2 separate regions of the Homo sapiens genome follow, and region 1 is linked to region 2. Evidence: read pairs that join two places in POLR2A ChIA-PET (ENCODE). Cell type or tissue: B cell. All regions are shown on one strand. Links, peaks and the distances in the headings refer to the core of each region. The heading gives the core; the rest is flanking DNA.

Evidence for each region. Peaks named below come from ENCODE experiments on the same cell type or tissue, not always from the same donor. Only the 100,000 strongest peaks of a DNase experiment are listed, where the experiment ranks them.
Region 1: POLR2A ChIA-PET joins it to region 2 with 6 read pairs; 2 of 35 experiments call an interaction of 5 or more read pairs at or near these places.

The regions. Positions count from the first base shown.
Region 1 is chr5:138,085,081-138,090,080 of GRCh38, reverse strand. It overlaps WNT8A (Wnt family member 8A), which reads right to left. Exons shown (of 5, transcript NM_001300939.2): 3 at 2,150-2,275; 4 at 1,012-1,154. Among named protein-coding and RNA genes, the nearest start is that of WNT8A, 3.5 kb to the right of the region's middle. In B cell, for the core only: no CTCF peak of the experiment used is centred there; no DNase peak of the experiment used is centred there.
Region 2 is chr5:138,272,076-138,281,962 of GRCh38, reverse strand. It overlaps GFRA3 (GDNF family receptor alpha 3), which reads left to right and starts at 7,342. Exons shown (of 8, transcript NM_001496.4): 1 at 7,342-7,629. The coding sequence starts at 7,539. RefSeq lists silencers at 7,250-7,339, 7,430-7,619. In B cell, for the core only: no CTCF peak of the experiment used is centred there; no DNase peak of the experiment used is centred there; H3K4me3 peaks cover 623 bases; H3K27me3 peaks cover 2,348 bases.

The sequences.
Region 1 (5,000 bases), core at 1-5,000, 190 kb after region 2:
GGTTTGGATTTGTCCTCTGGGTCTTCTCTGAGAGGGGAGGGAGCTCCTTGAGTCTGAACACTTATACCCCCAAGGCAATGAATTACCCATGGTTGTACTTGCTTAAAAAACCTCTTCCTGGCTGGATGTGGTGGCTCATGCCTATAATTCCAAGACGTTGGGAGGCTGAGGCAAGAGGATCGCTTGAGCCCAGGAGGCCAAGACCAGCCTGGGCAATATGGGGAAACCTCATCTCTACAAAACCCACAAAAACTAGCTGGGCATAGTGGCAAGCACCTGTAGTCCCAGGTTCTCAGGAGGCTGAGGTGGGAGGATGGCTTCAGCCTGGGAGGTGGAGGCTGCAGTGAGCCGAGATGGCACCACTGCACTTCAGCCTGGGAGACAGAGTAAGACCCTGTCTCAAAAAAACCCCAAGCCCAAAAACCCCTTTCCCCCTTTCCCTGGGCAACCAGGATATCTAGGTATAGGTTCACAGGAAATTTCTATGCTTTTGGCTCTAAATCCAACTTGTTTCCAGATTTGTGTTCAGAATACTCCAGAGACTGCCACCCCACTAGAAGTCTTGGGGGAGAGTTTGACACTCCAGAGAAGCCTAGATCAATCCCAATTCCCCACAGCCCAGACAGACTTTAGGACACAAGGCTGGACAACAAGGCCCTGTTAATTTACTAGAACATGCAGTTGAAGTGATAAAAATTTAAGTCATAGAAGCAAGGCCTCGGTTCTGTGTTCTCAGAAGCCCGCGTGTGGAGGGGCAGAGCAGAACATACAATGACAAGAGGACTCAGTGAGAAGATCTGAGTTCACTGCCTGTCTCTGACACTTATTAGTTGCCTTGGACAAGCCACTTGGCTCAGATTTAATTGGTTTTGTCATCCAGAGAATGCGGGTAGCCATCTCAATCTGGCTGGGTAGTATGAGGAAAGAACGTATAAGACAGCTCTTGGTAAATTGTGAAGGGCCGGGCAGATGTGAAGCTGTAGAAATACTGGCCACAATGCCTATACCCACCAGTCTGCCGGCCCTGTTGTTGTGAAGATTCATCAGGGCTCTGGCATCCTTCCCCTTCTCCAAACTGTCCACAAAGAGTTTGGAGATCCTTTCCCCAAATTCCACATTGTCGCTGCAGCCTCCCCAGATCCAGCCATGGCCTCCTATATACAAGGACAGAATAAGTTCTCCGTGTAGCTCCATGCTCAGTCCCAGTCACCCGCCAAACCACCCCCAAGAGCCCTAGAGTGTAAAGCTATGGCTGAAGGTGAGACAGGGAAATGGAGGTGCTTGGGGTGGGTGGGAGTCCTGTTGCCAAAGCCAACTGCCCACCCTTCAGACACTTCCCAGCCATAAGCAATTAGTCTTCTATACCCACAGTAAAAGTAGGTACACTGGGGGCTAACAGATGCTCTCAAAGGTTCACTGCAGCTTGGCCAGGCGTGGTGGCTCACGTCTGTAATCCCAGCACTTTGGGAGGCCAAGGCAGGCGGATCACGAGGTCAGGAGATCAAGACCATCCTGGCTAACACGGTGAAACCCCATCTCTACTAAAAATACAAAAAATTAGCCGAGTGTGGTGGCGGGCACCTGTAGTCCCAGCTACTCGGGAGGCTGAGGCAGGAGAATGGCGTGAACCTGGGAGGTGGAGTTTGCAGTGAGCTGAGATCGCGCCACTGCACTCCAGCCTAGTCGACAGAGCGAGACTCCATCTCAAAAAAAAAAAAAAAGGTTCACTGCAGCTCAAACATTCTGGAATTCTGCACCATTATTCTACAATCATCTCGTAAAGGCTACTACCTCCTTCATTAGTGATAAATCTGAGTAAGTGTCTTAGGTAATCTGTAAATTGCTGAGTAGCTCTAGATTATGGATGAACCATTCCAAGCCTGAAATACCAGGGCTAGCTTTAAGTCTCTTCGGCTTTCTCATTTCTAATTGCCTTGTTGCTTTTAGAGCTACTTGCTAACACCTAGACTCATGGACCCAGGCTCAACTCTGAGAGTGTAAGGCTAGGAGATCCTACAATTGAAGGAGTTGCTGGAGTCTTGAGGTTTAAGGGAGCTGTGTCCCTCAGCCTTTCTCTGGAAGACTTTAGTCTGCACTCAGCTCTGTAGCCCCTCACCTCTTCCCACCCCCATTAGAAAGCTCAACTTACCTGTTTTTCCATTGTTTGACCCATCACAGCCACAGTTTTCGAAGTCACCCATGCTACAGTTCTTGGTGATGATGTACATGACTCCAGCAGAGCTGATAGCATGTATGAAGGAAGTCTCTCTGGTAGCTTTGGAGAGAGAGAGGGAACTGACTGGAAACCTGGACCCTGATTACCCAAAGCAGAGGCTTTGGAAAAATAATACTGTTTATCTCCCTTATCCCCCACTTCCTTTGGGTTTAAGAGGATGCTTTTCTTTCTTTTTTTTTTTTTTTTTTTTTTTTTGAGACTCGCTCTGTCACCAGGCTGGAGTGCAGTGGCATGATCTTGGCTCACTGCAACCTCTGCCTCCCAGGTTCAAGCAATTCTCCTGCCCCAGCCTCCTGAGTAGCTGGCTGGGACTACAGGTGCGTGCCACCATGCCCAGCTAATTTTTGTATTTCTAGTAGAGATGGGGTTTCACCTTGTTGACCAGGATGGTCTCGATCTCTTGACCACATGATCTGCCCTCCTTGGCCTCCCAAAGTGCTGGGATTACAGGCGTGAACCACTGTGGCTGGTCATTTTTTTGTTTTTGTTTTTGTTTTGAGACAGAGTCTCACTCTGTTGCCCAGGCTGGGGTGCAGTGGCATGATCTCGGCTCTCTGCAACCTCCGCCTCCCAGGTTCAAGCGATTCTCCTGCCTCAGCCTCCTGAGTAGCAGGTACATGCCACCACCCCCAGCTAATTTTTGTATTTTTAGTAGAGATGGGGTTTCACCATGTTGGCCAGGCTGGTCTTGAACTCCTGATCTCAGGTGACCCACCTGCCTGGCCTCCCAAAGTGCTGGGATTACAGGCGTGAGCCACTGTGCCTGGCCTATTTTTTTTTAATTATTATTTTATTTTTTGAGATAGGCTCTTACTCTGTTGTCCAGGCTGGAGTGCAGTAGCGCGATCTTGGCTCACTGTAACCTCCGCCTTCCAGGTTCAAGCAATTCTCGTGCCTCAGCCTCCTGAGTAGCTGGGACTATAGGTGCATGCTACCACACCCGGCTATTTTTTTTTTTTTTTTTTGGTCTTTAGTACATATGGGGTTTCACCATGTTGGCCAGAGTGGTCTAGAACTCCTGGGCTCAAGTGATCCACTCACCTTGGCCTCCCAAAGTGCTGGGATTACAGGCATGAGCCACCGCACCTGGCCTATTATTATTGTATTAGAAATAGGGTCTCACTATGTTGCCCAGGCTGGACTTGAACTCCTGGGCGCAAGCAATCCTCCCGTCTCAGCCTCCCAAAGTGCTGGGATTACAGGTGTGAGCCACTGCATCCAGCCAATGCTCTTCTATTTGAAAGAACAATGCATATTTTTTCAGCCTCCTTCCTTCATCCAGGCAGGAATGAACATCCCTATGTTAACCAATGGGGAAAGTAAAAACCAGAGATAGAATGATGAGGCCAATGTAATCCCAGCACTTTGGGAGGTTAAGTTGGGTGGATTGCTTGAGCTCAGGAGTTCGAGACCAGCCTGGGCAACATGACGAAACCCTGTCTCTACAAAAAATACAAAAATTAGCCGGGCATGGGGGTGCATGCCTATAGTCCCAGCTACTCAGGAGGCTGAAGTGGGAGAATTGCCTGAGCCTGGGAGGCAGAGGCTGCATTGAGCCAAGATCGCGCCACTGCAAACTAGCTTGGGTAAAAAAGTGAAACCCTGTCTCAAAAATAAATAAAGAAAGAAAGAAATAAAGAATGATGAGAACAAGACCACTTTCCAATTGTGGTGTTGGGATCGGGACCTTGCCCTCTTAGAGTCCAGCCTAGACCTCTGTCCACTAGCCACTGCTGCTAGTCTTTAGGCAGTGAGACTCAGGGCTTGATGCTGGCCTAGGAGAGAGAGGAGGACCTTTGCTGCTTCTGACTGGGAAGTTTGGGCCATGTAATAATCATAATCATCCTGACTGCCACCTACTGAACTCTTATCTTACTAAACTCTTTACAAACATTGTCACATTTTATTTCTACATACTCCCTATTCTATCTGTATACCCCATGGGGAGACATTTCTTTTGAACCTCATCTTTTTTTTTTTTTTTTTTTTTTGAGACAAGGTCTTGCTCTGTCACCCAGGCAGGAGTGTAGTGGTGTGATCATAGCTCACTATATCCTTGAACTCCTGGGTTCCAGAAATCCTCCCAACTCAGCCTTCCAGGTCTCTGGGACTACAGGCACATGCTACCATGCCGGCTAATATTTTTACTTTTATTTTTAGTAGAGACGAGGTCTTGCTATGTTGCCCAGGCTGGTCTCGAACTCCTGAACTCAAGCGATCCTCCTGCCTTAGCCTTCCAAAGTGCTGGGATTATAGGCATGGTTCCAACACGTGCTTAGCCACTTTCTCCGTCTTCTTTACTCTCGTTCCCCTAACTATTCTCAGGTGAATGTTATCTTCAAAAATGACATGCAAACTACGGCACACAGTTACAAATGGGTGCACGTGCACACCCATACACACACATAGACACACACCCCACCTGAGGCACAACTCAATGTGACGTCTCAGCTTTTCTGTTGAGATTTTATGGCAGTTAGCCATGTGAAACTTCCTCAGGAGCTGCAAACACACAGCCCTTTCCCCATTTTTATTTCATGCAACTCAGTGCAAGATCAGTGTGTACAAACGCACAAATATAGGCATGCATTTAAAAAATAGAGTAATTTCCGCTGGGCACGGTGGCTTACGCCTGTAATCCCAGCACTTTTGGAGGCTGAGGTGGGTGGATCACCTGAGGTCAGGAGTTTGAGACCAGCCTGGCCAACATGGTGAAACCCCATCTCTACTAAAAATACAAAAAATTAGCCAGGCATGTTGCATG
Region 2 (9,887 bases), core at 4,888-9,887:
GTAAGCTCCGCCTCCTGGGTTCACACCATTCTCCTGCCTCAGCCTCCCGAGTAGCTGGGACTACAGGCACCCACCACCATGCCCGGCTAATTTTTTTTTTATTTTTTAGTTAAGACGGGGTTTCACCATGTTAGCCAGGATGGTCTTGATCTCCTGACCTCATGATCCGCCCACCTCGGCCTCCCAAAGTGCTGGGATTACAGGCGTGAGCCACCGCGCCTGGCCTGCATTTTTTTTTCTAATTTGAATTTTTTTTTTTTTTTTGGAGACACAGTCTCGCTCTGTTAACAACCTGGAGTGTAGTGGCGCGATCTCGGCTCACTGCAACCTCTGCCTCCCAGGTTCAAGCGATTCTGCCTCAGCCTCCTGAGTAGCTGGGACTACTGGCATGTACCACCATGCCCGGCTAATTTTTTGTATCTTTAGTAGAGAAGGGGTTTCACCATGTTGGCCAGGCTGGTCTCGAACTCCTGGCCTCATGATCCATCGGCCTCAGCCTCCCAAAGTGCTGGGATTACAGTTGTGAGCCACCGCACCCAGCCCTCTCCCTTCTAACTTTCATGGAGGCAATCTGAGCTCTAGTCTTCAATTGGAGCCTCCCAAAGTGCTGAGATTACAGGCGTGAGCCACTGCACCTAGTCAAGTAATAAGATCTCAAAGCTAATTAATGGTGGAGTAGGGATTTGACCCAAGACAGTATGGCTCCAGAGCCTGTCCACTTCATGGATTTTGCTGTTACCAAACCTTCATCAAAGAACAGTGTGCCTGGCCAGGTGCAGTGACTCACATCTGTAATCCTAGCACTTTAAGAGGCCAAAGTGGGAGGATCCCTTGAGACCAGGAGTTTAAGACCAGCCTGGGCAACATAGCAAGACCCCATCTCTATAGAATAAAAATCAACTTAGCTGGGCATGGTGGTGCACACTTGTAGTCATAGCTACTGGGGAGGGTCAGGCAGGAGGATGGCTTCAGCCCAGGAGGTTGAGGTTGCATTGAACTATGATCCATCCACTATACTCTAGCCTGGATGACAGCAAGACCCTGTCTAAAAAAAAAAAACCACTGTGCCTTTCCAGAGTTGGCCCTGTATTGGGTGTTAAATCTATAAGAGCCTCAATGGTAAGCTCTTGAGAATTTAGGGCCATAAGGGTTGCTTTGGCTTGAGAGATAAGGATATGAGCAGGCACTAAAACCCCAGCCCAGAGACCTCAGTATGAGGCTATGTAGGGGGTGTGCTCGGCATTGGTGTCCTTGCACTGGTATTTATTCATCAGGAGGTAAAGAAATATTGAACAGAAATGTTTTGAGCTAAAAACTGCTTCTCGAGGCTGGGCGCTGTGGCTCATGCCTATAATCCCAACACTTTGGGAGCCTGAGGAGGGTGGATCACCTGAGGTCAAGAGTTTGAGAGGAGCCTGGCCAATGTGGTGAAACCCCATCTCTACTAAAAATACAAACAGGCCAGGCATGATGGCTCACACCTGTAATCCCAGCACTTTGGGAGGCCAAGGTGGGCAGATCACGAGGTCAGGAGATCGAGACCATCCTGGCCAACATGGTGAAACCCCGTCTTTATTAAAAATACCCAGCTACTCGGGAGGCTGAGGCAGGAGAAGTGCTTGAACCCAGGAAGTGGAGGTTGCAGTGAGCCAAGATTGGGCCACTGCACTCCAGCCTGGTGACGGAGACTCTGTCTCAAAAAAAAAAAAAAAAAAAATTAGCCAGGAGTAGTGGCAGGCACCTGTAATTCCAGCTACCAGGAGGCTGAGGCAGGAGAATCACTTGAACCTGGGAGGTGGAGGTTGCAGTGAGCTAAGATCACACCATTGCACTCCAGCCTGGGTGACAACAGCAAGACTCTGTATCAAAAACAAACAAAAACCTGCTTCTTGGGCTAGGTGCGGTGGCTTAAGCCTATAATCCCAGTACTTTGGGAGGCTGAGGTGGGAGGATTGCTTGAATCCAGGAGTTTGAGACCAGCCTGGGCAATATAGTCAGACCTCTGTCTCTACAGAAAATTTAAGAATTAGCCAGGTGCAGTGGTGCATGTCTGTAGTCCCAGCTACTCAGGAGGCTGAGGTGGGAGGATTGCTTGAACCCGGGAGGTGGAGGTTGCAGTGAGCTGAGATTGCACCACTGCACTCCAACCTAAGTGACAGAGGGAGACTCTGTCTCAAAAAATATACATAAATTTTTTTTTTGCAATTGCTTCTTGTCAATCTCAGCCCAGGACCTGGGTGACCTCTGCCATAGAGAAGGGAATGTATTAAGCCATTCTTCCTTTGCTATAAAGAAATACCCTGTAATCCTAACACTGGGAAACTGAGGCTGGAGGATCACTTGAGCCTAGGAGTTTGAGACCATCTGGGCAACATGGTGAAACCCTGTCTTTACGAAGAATTTTTTTTTTTTAAGATGGAGTTTCGCTGGGTGCGGTGGCTCACGCCTGTAATCCCAGCACTTTGGGAGGCCAAGGCGGGCGGCTCACCTGAGGTCAGGAGTTCGAGACCAGCCTGACCAATATGATGAAACCCCATCTCTACTAAAAATACAAAAATTAGCCGGGCATGGTGGCATGTGCCTGTAATCCCAGCTACCTGGGAGGCTGAGACAGGAGAATCACTTGAACCTGAGAGCTGGGAGGCGGAGGTTGCAGTGAGCCGAGATCGCGCCGTTGCACTCCAGCCTGGGCAACAAGAGCGAAACTCCGTCTCAAAAAAAAAAAATGGAGTTTTGCTCTTGTTGCCCAGGCTGGAGTGCAATGGCACAATCTTGGCTTACTGCAACCTCCGCCTCCCGGGTTCAAGTGATTCTCCTGTCTCAGCCTCCCAAGTAGCTGGGATTACAGGCGCCTGCCACCATGCCTGGCTAATTTTTTTGTATTTTTAATAGAGACAGGGTTTCACCATGTTGGTCAAGCTAGTCCCAAACTCCTGACCTCAGGTGATCCACCTGCCTTGGCTTCTCAAAGTGCTGGGATTACAGGCATGAGCCACTGCGTCTGGCCTTCTACGAATAATTTTTAAAAATTAGCCAGGTGTGGTGGTGTGCACCTGTAGTCCCACCTACTTGAGAGGCTGAAGTGGGAGGATCACTAGAGCATGTGAAGTTGAGGCTGTGGTGAGCCATGATTGCACCACTGTGCTCCAGCCTGGGCAGTAGAGTGAGACCCTGTCTCAAAAAAAAAAAAAAAAAAAGGAAGAAAGAAAAAGAAAAAAAATACCTGAGACTGGGTAATTTTTTTTTTTTTTGAGACAGAGTCTTGCTCTGTCACCCCTGCTGGAGTGCAGTGGCATGATCTCAGCTCACTGCAAGCTCTGCCTCCTGGGTTCATGCCATTCTCCTGCCTCAGCCTCCCGAGTAGCTGGGACTACAGGTGCCCGCCACCACGTCAGGCTAATTTTTTTTTTTCATTTTTAGTAGAGATGGGGTTTCACCGTGTTAGCCAGGATGGTCTCAATCTCCTGACCTCATGATCCGCCCATCTCGGCCTCCCAAAGTGCTGGGATTACAGGCGTGAGCCACCGCGCCCGGCTTTTTTTTTTTTTTGGAGACAGGGTCTCACTGTGTCACCCAGGCTATAGTGTGGTGGCATGATCTTGGCTCACTGCAACCTCTGCCTTAGCCTCCCAAGTAGCTGGGACTACAGGCCGACACCACCATGCCTGGCTGACCACCATGCTTGCCTGGGAGACTGAACAATTTATAAGGAAAAGAAGCTTAATTAGCTCATGGTTCTGCAGGCTTTATGGGAAGCATGGTGTTGGCATCTGCTCAGCTCCTGGGTAGGCCTCTGGAAGCTTACAATCATGTCAGAAGGTGAAGGAGAAGCAGACATGTCACATATCCAGAGCAGGAGCAAGAGAGGGAGGGAGTTATGGGAGGAGGTGCCACACACTTTTAAATGACTGGATCTCTTGTGAACTCAGTGACAGCTCACTTATCCCCAAGAGAATGGCCCAAGCCATTCATGAAGGATCCACCCCCATGATCCAGACACCTCCACCAGGCCCCACCTCCAACATTAGGGATTACATTTCATCATGAGATTTGGGTGGGGACAAATATCCAAACTATATTAAGGAGGAATATTTCCCTTTCTTTATCAGGAGTATAAAGTAGGAGGCATGGGGGATTCTCTCCCTGTTCTGTTCAGGCATAGGTTAAGGAAACACCAATTCCTTTAAACATATGCATCTGGAGTTGCCAATTCTGAGTATCACAGTTGTTAAAATATGACACAGTCCCTGCCCTCAAGAAATTGACAAGGTAGAAAAATAAAAAATGGCTCTTTTTGTTTCCATCCCTACAAGCACTCTGGTCTAGTAGTATATTCAGCAAAAGGAGCAAAAAGTGCCACTTCCAGCTCCAAATCAGCAGGTCGGGTGGTGGGGTCTGGCCAAGTTCACACACAGAATAATTAACTCCTGCATGCTACCTGGGATGATATTTATTCGATGCTTGCTATATGCCAGGTATAATGCTACACCTTTTTTTTTCTTTTCTTTTTTTTTTTTTGAGTCGGAGTCTCGCTCTACTGCCCAGGCTGGAGTGCAATAGCATGATCTTGGCTCACTGCAACCTCCGCCTCCTGGGTTCAAGCAATTCTTCTGCCCCACTGAGCCTCCCGAGTAGCTGGGAATACAGGCATGTGCCACCATGCCCGGCTAATCTTTGTAATTTTAGTAGAGATGGGGTTTCATCATATTGGCCAGGCTGGTCTTGAACTCCTGACCTCGTGATCCGCCCACCTTGGCCTCCCAAAGTGCTGGGATTACAGGCGTGAGCCACCGCGCCCAGCCTACACCTTCATTTAAATACTATACTCATTTAATCCTCACAATGTGAAATAGATACTATTATCCTTAATTTTACAGGTGAAGAAATGGAAGCACAGAAAAATTAAGTGACTTGCCCAAGGTCATCCAGCTAGTGTCGGCATTTGAATCTAGGCAGTCTGTAAAGCTTGTGGTCTTAACTATTTATTATACTGCTAACATCCTGGATTAGGATAGCAGCAGGAATTAAAGCTCAATGGAGAGAGAGAGGACTTGAGAGAAGGTAGAATCCATGTAATCTGACCATAAGAGGAGAAAATTGAGATTACAAGTGAAAGTGGAATAAGATACAGGGTCTTTGGGCATTTGAGTTGCAATCAGTGGATTGTAACACCCTCCCCGAGCAGGATTTGTGTCTTAATCATTTTGCACCTAGCATAAAGCTGGGCTCATAATCATTCTCAAAACACATTATTGAATTGAATGATGGATGAGTAACATCATCTCTGTAGAAAGGACTGGCTCATTTGTCATTGTCCACAAGGGGCAATGCTGCTTATCTAGCAGGTGTTGGCAGTCACAGAGGACATGGTTGGTGGAGAGGGTGTGCTGGAGGGCTGTCAATATTAGTCTTGGAGTCATATTTATTTGCAGAGCTTCTCCAATCCTCATTAAAGGCCCAATGATATGAGGCTCTCCACCCCTGTACCCAGACAGAAATATGCACCAGACACTTTATTTTCTCTCATGAAAAGGCTGGCCTGTTACAGGTGGGATTGGTCATTGCTCCCAGCCCGTCAGCTTGATACTGCATTCTTGGTCTATTCTGTGGGGACAGCCCTGGAATAGACACTGAGTATCTATCAGAGTAGGCACCCTGAGCAAACTTCCTTTCCCAAACCCTCTTCCTGCCCATAACATGATTTGGCTTGGGCTGGAGGAGGGGGAGGGCAGAGGAGACACCCCTTGACCACCTCACATCTTTGTTGGTTCATGGGTCTCAGCCCTTTCCTATCATCCCAAAGAGCCTGAAATTGTTACATTTTGCTTTATAAATTCCTTTCTTAAGTATTGTCAGTTTCAAAAAAAAAAACCCAAAAAACGATTGTCTGCCTGTAATAGCAGGTGTGAGAGAAAATGAGGTGCCTGGAGCATATTTCTCTCTGGCAATGGGGTAGAGGGCCTGACATCATGGGGCCTTTAATGGTAGCCCCCCAGCTTCATGTTCCCTCACCTTTCTGGAGAGGAGGGCTTGGGAAAGGCACATGGAGATAGGGTGGAGCTGGGGGAAAACAGGCCTTGTACAAAAGCTGAGTAGCCAGATGTTCACTTTTACAGCTCTTCTGTAAAACTGGCAGGGCAGATATAGATTAAAACGAAGGACAAACTCCATTTAAAGTGCATTACAGCTCAGGAACCAGCACCCCCTGGGCAGGAGAAGGGAGGGAAGGGCACAGAGGCCACATCAGTCTCCTTCCTTATCTAGGGCCACATGTCTCTCTCCTAGCTTTGCCAAGGGTGATTTACACCCCCAGCTGGAATGACTCTCTTTCTGGGCTGATTACATCGGCAAATGCCCCCCAGAGGCCACAGCAGGATGGCCATATTCAGAAGCAGCAGCCAATAAATCTCAGAGGTTTATATTGCGATTCTCAGTACTCCCTGCTGGCCCTCTGCCAGGCTGGCTGTGGAAGTAAGGAGGGGGTCAAGTTAGAGGGTTAGGGGATGAAACCCTCCACTTCCTTTCATCACCCTCTTCTCCTTCTCTCTTTCTATGCGCTGCTTAGTTCTCATTCTTCCAAGCCATTCTGCTTCTGGCTTTATCCTGGGATCTTGTGGGAATCAGGCCCAGGCCCAATAAATACCCTTATCCTTATGGGTAGACGTCCTGTGTTCTGGGCACAGATGTGTTTCTACCTAGTTGTTTAATCCTGATAGAGTAGCTTGCTCTCCGAAAGTCTCATCATGTGAAAAGGATGGGCTCCTAAATGGTCTCTCCAGGCACCTTCCTCAGTGAGCTTTGGTCCAAGGAAATCTCTGCTATTTAGTGGAGAGTTTAATCTTCCATCTTCCCTCACGACACCATCGGGGCTGAATTTTGGAATCTAATGCCCCAGGTCTGCTCCCCCAGCAAAGCCATTCCACCTGTCTGCGACCCATCTTTGCAGCATCTTGAGCTTAATAACCACCCAATCTTACCCTAGAAGACACTTAGGAGAGGAAAAAACGAGATCATAGATGTGCAAATTCTAAGAAAAATACTAGAAATGCAAGTGCCCTTGTGTTGGCTTGTTCAAGTTTTGTTACAAAATCTCTTTTGTGGTGGTGTCTGTTCTTTGATGTGTGGGTGAGTGGGATCCAGAAAGTGAGAAAGGGTGCTTTTCTTGGAGAAATATTTGGTTCTCCTAGATGGCGAGTTTCCAGCGGCAGCTTCCACAATGTCTTGCTAGTCGAACTTGTCAGACAGCAGGTGGGCCGCCTCGGAAAGAGCAACCTCTTCCGCACCAAGCCCGGCGGCTCCCGGGGCGCCGGCCCTCCCCCGCCCCCACCCCCGCGGTCCCTCGGACCAGCGCTGGAGGCGCGTGGTGTGGACGCGCGCTTCGGAGTTGGAGGGCGGCGCCCAGGACCCTGGTGGGAGAGTGTGTGCGTCGCGCTGGAGGGCGGGAGGCGGGGGCGGGAGGTGCCGGTCGAGGGAGCCCCGCTCTCAGAGCTCCAGGGGAGGAGCGAGGGGAGCGCGGAGCCCGGCGCCTACAGCTCGCCATGGTGCGCCCCCTGAACCCGCGACCGCTGCCGCCCGTAGTCCTGATGTTGCTGCTGCTGCTGCCGCCGTCGCCGCTGCCTCTCGCAGCCGGTGAGTGTCAGAGCGCGCACCGGCCGGGGGTACAGTGGGAGGGGGAGGTGAGGTGTAGGCGAGGCCCGGGGCACCTGTCCGGAGAGGGCGCAGCAGCCTCCCGGTGCATCCGAGCCGAACAAGGGGAACTGGAGCAGGAAGCCCAGGGTGCCTGCAAGGGGCTGGGGTCACACCTAACACAGTGTACGAACTGAGATAGACTGAGTGCCAGCAATGGCCTGGCCACCCAAGCATCTCCTCCTCGCCCCTTTTTCCCCCCTCTTCCCTCTTTTGAGGTAGGTCTACACAGTCACAGAACAACCCACAGCCAGGTCACTACCAAGACAGCGTCTCTAAGAGGCGGGGAGAATCAGATCAGAAACAGAGTGTCATTTGCTCCACGTGGGCTTTAACTCTTCCATCTGCTTTAAGGACTGAGGAAGAAACTAGGTACAGGTGAAGAAAAAGAAGTTCGTTAAAACTGACTTGTTTCATAACCTTCTACAATAGCAGGCCTTGCAAGCCGTCTAGCACAGTGGCTTGCCCCTTGGATAATAAATAATCCACAATAGATGTTTTGTAGATGTAGTTCAAGGCCTGGTTTTAGAACCAGGCCACTCCCCCAAGGAAGAACAGCCTGGGATCCGAGATCCCTGGAAGGCCCATGGCCTTCGTGAGTGGTATGGGTGTGTGGAATCTTATTATGCGGCTCCTGCCCAGAGACTGAATGGAGGGACTCCTGAGACAGAGAGACCACCACACTGCCCTGAGACCTCAGTCCACAACGCAGTGCTGTAGAAATGCTGCCTTGAGACAGATATGGAAGGAAGGAGGAAAAACCCTGGTCTGTCCACCTGCCAACATCAGTAAGTCAGGGCAGCAAGACATCACCAGTCTGATTTGACTGCCCAGGAAATTTCACTAATCCTAAAGGTTATGGCTGCATGTCAGGATCAGGGGAAAACATTAAACACCTTTCTCATTAAATGGTTTAATGAAGCAGTGTTGGTGACAGATCTATTTTCCACAGTAATACTTGACAGCAATGACATCTGGTTAAGTAGCCTCATTGAAAATCCATAAAACAGTCATCTAGGAGGTACCATGTAGAGCCAAGTGCTCTTCAAGAGCACAGACCAACAGAGGGCTTTGGGGGTGGAAAATATCATTGCTCAGGGCCTGCTAAAGCCAAGCATATAGGAGACCTCCGATTCATGGGGAAGTGGTGTCATGTACTGAAAATCATTCTGAAGTGGATAGGAGGCTGGAGTCCTGGGTTCTAGCCTTGACTCGGTCTTGACTTGCTACATCCCCTGGTGCACATTACTTTTCTTTGTTCATCCAACTATAAAATGGATACCTGGGTTGTGGGCCTCACTGATGAGAAACAAATGAGGATCTTGTGCCCTGAGGCATAGCCTGATCTGACCCATTCTGTAGCTACTCATTCTCTGATGAGCCAAGAAGCAGAAAACAAAGTTACAAAACCAGGTTGCTAACAAATCAATATGAAATAGACGTGGCAGTGGCTGTATAAATGAGGAGGTGGGGCAAGTAATAGAAAGTGGTATGGACTATAACAAGCTGGAAAAGGCATGACTTGTCAAAAGGGGGCAGTCATTACTCCACCCGTTACATGTGGGCCCGAGTGTTTCCATTTTTCAAGACAAATTGGAAATTAATAGTTTTATTTGAAATCTGATTTTTTTTTTGAGACAGGGTATCAATCTGTCACCCAGGCTGGAGTTCAGTGGTGTGATTCCAGTTCACTGCAGCCTCAACCTCCCATACTCAAGTAATCCTTCTGCCTCAGCCTCCCCAGTAGCTGGGACTGTAGTAGTGTGCCACCACACCTGGTTAATTTTTGTATTTTTTGTAGAGACGGGTTTTTGCCATCTCGGATGCCCAGGCTGATCTTGAATCCTGGGCTCAAACAGTCTGCCCACCTTGGCCTCCCAAAGTGCTGCAATTAAAGGTGTGCGCCACCGCACCCGGCCTAAAATCTGATTTTTAAATGTTGGCCACTAATTACAACTTTAAGAAAATACTGGCTGGGTGCAGTGGCTCACACCTGTAATCCCAGCACTTTGGGAGGCTGAGACGGGTAGATCACGAGGTCAGGAGATTGAGACCATCCTGGCTAACACAGTGAATCCCCGTCGCTACTAAAAAATAGAAAAAATTAGCCAGGCATGCTGGTGGGCGCCTGTAGTCCCAACTACCCGGGAGGCTGAGGCAGGAGAATGGCGTGAACCTGGGAGGTGGAGCTTGCAGTGAGC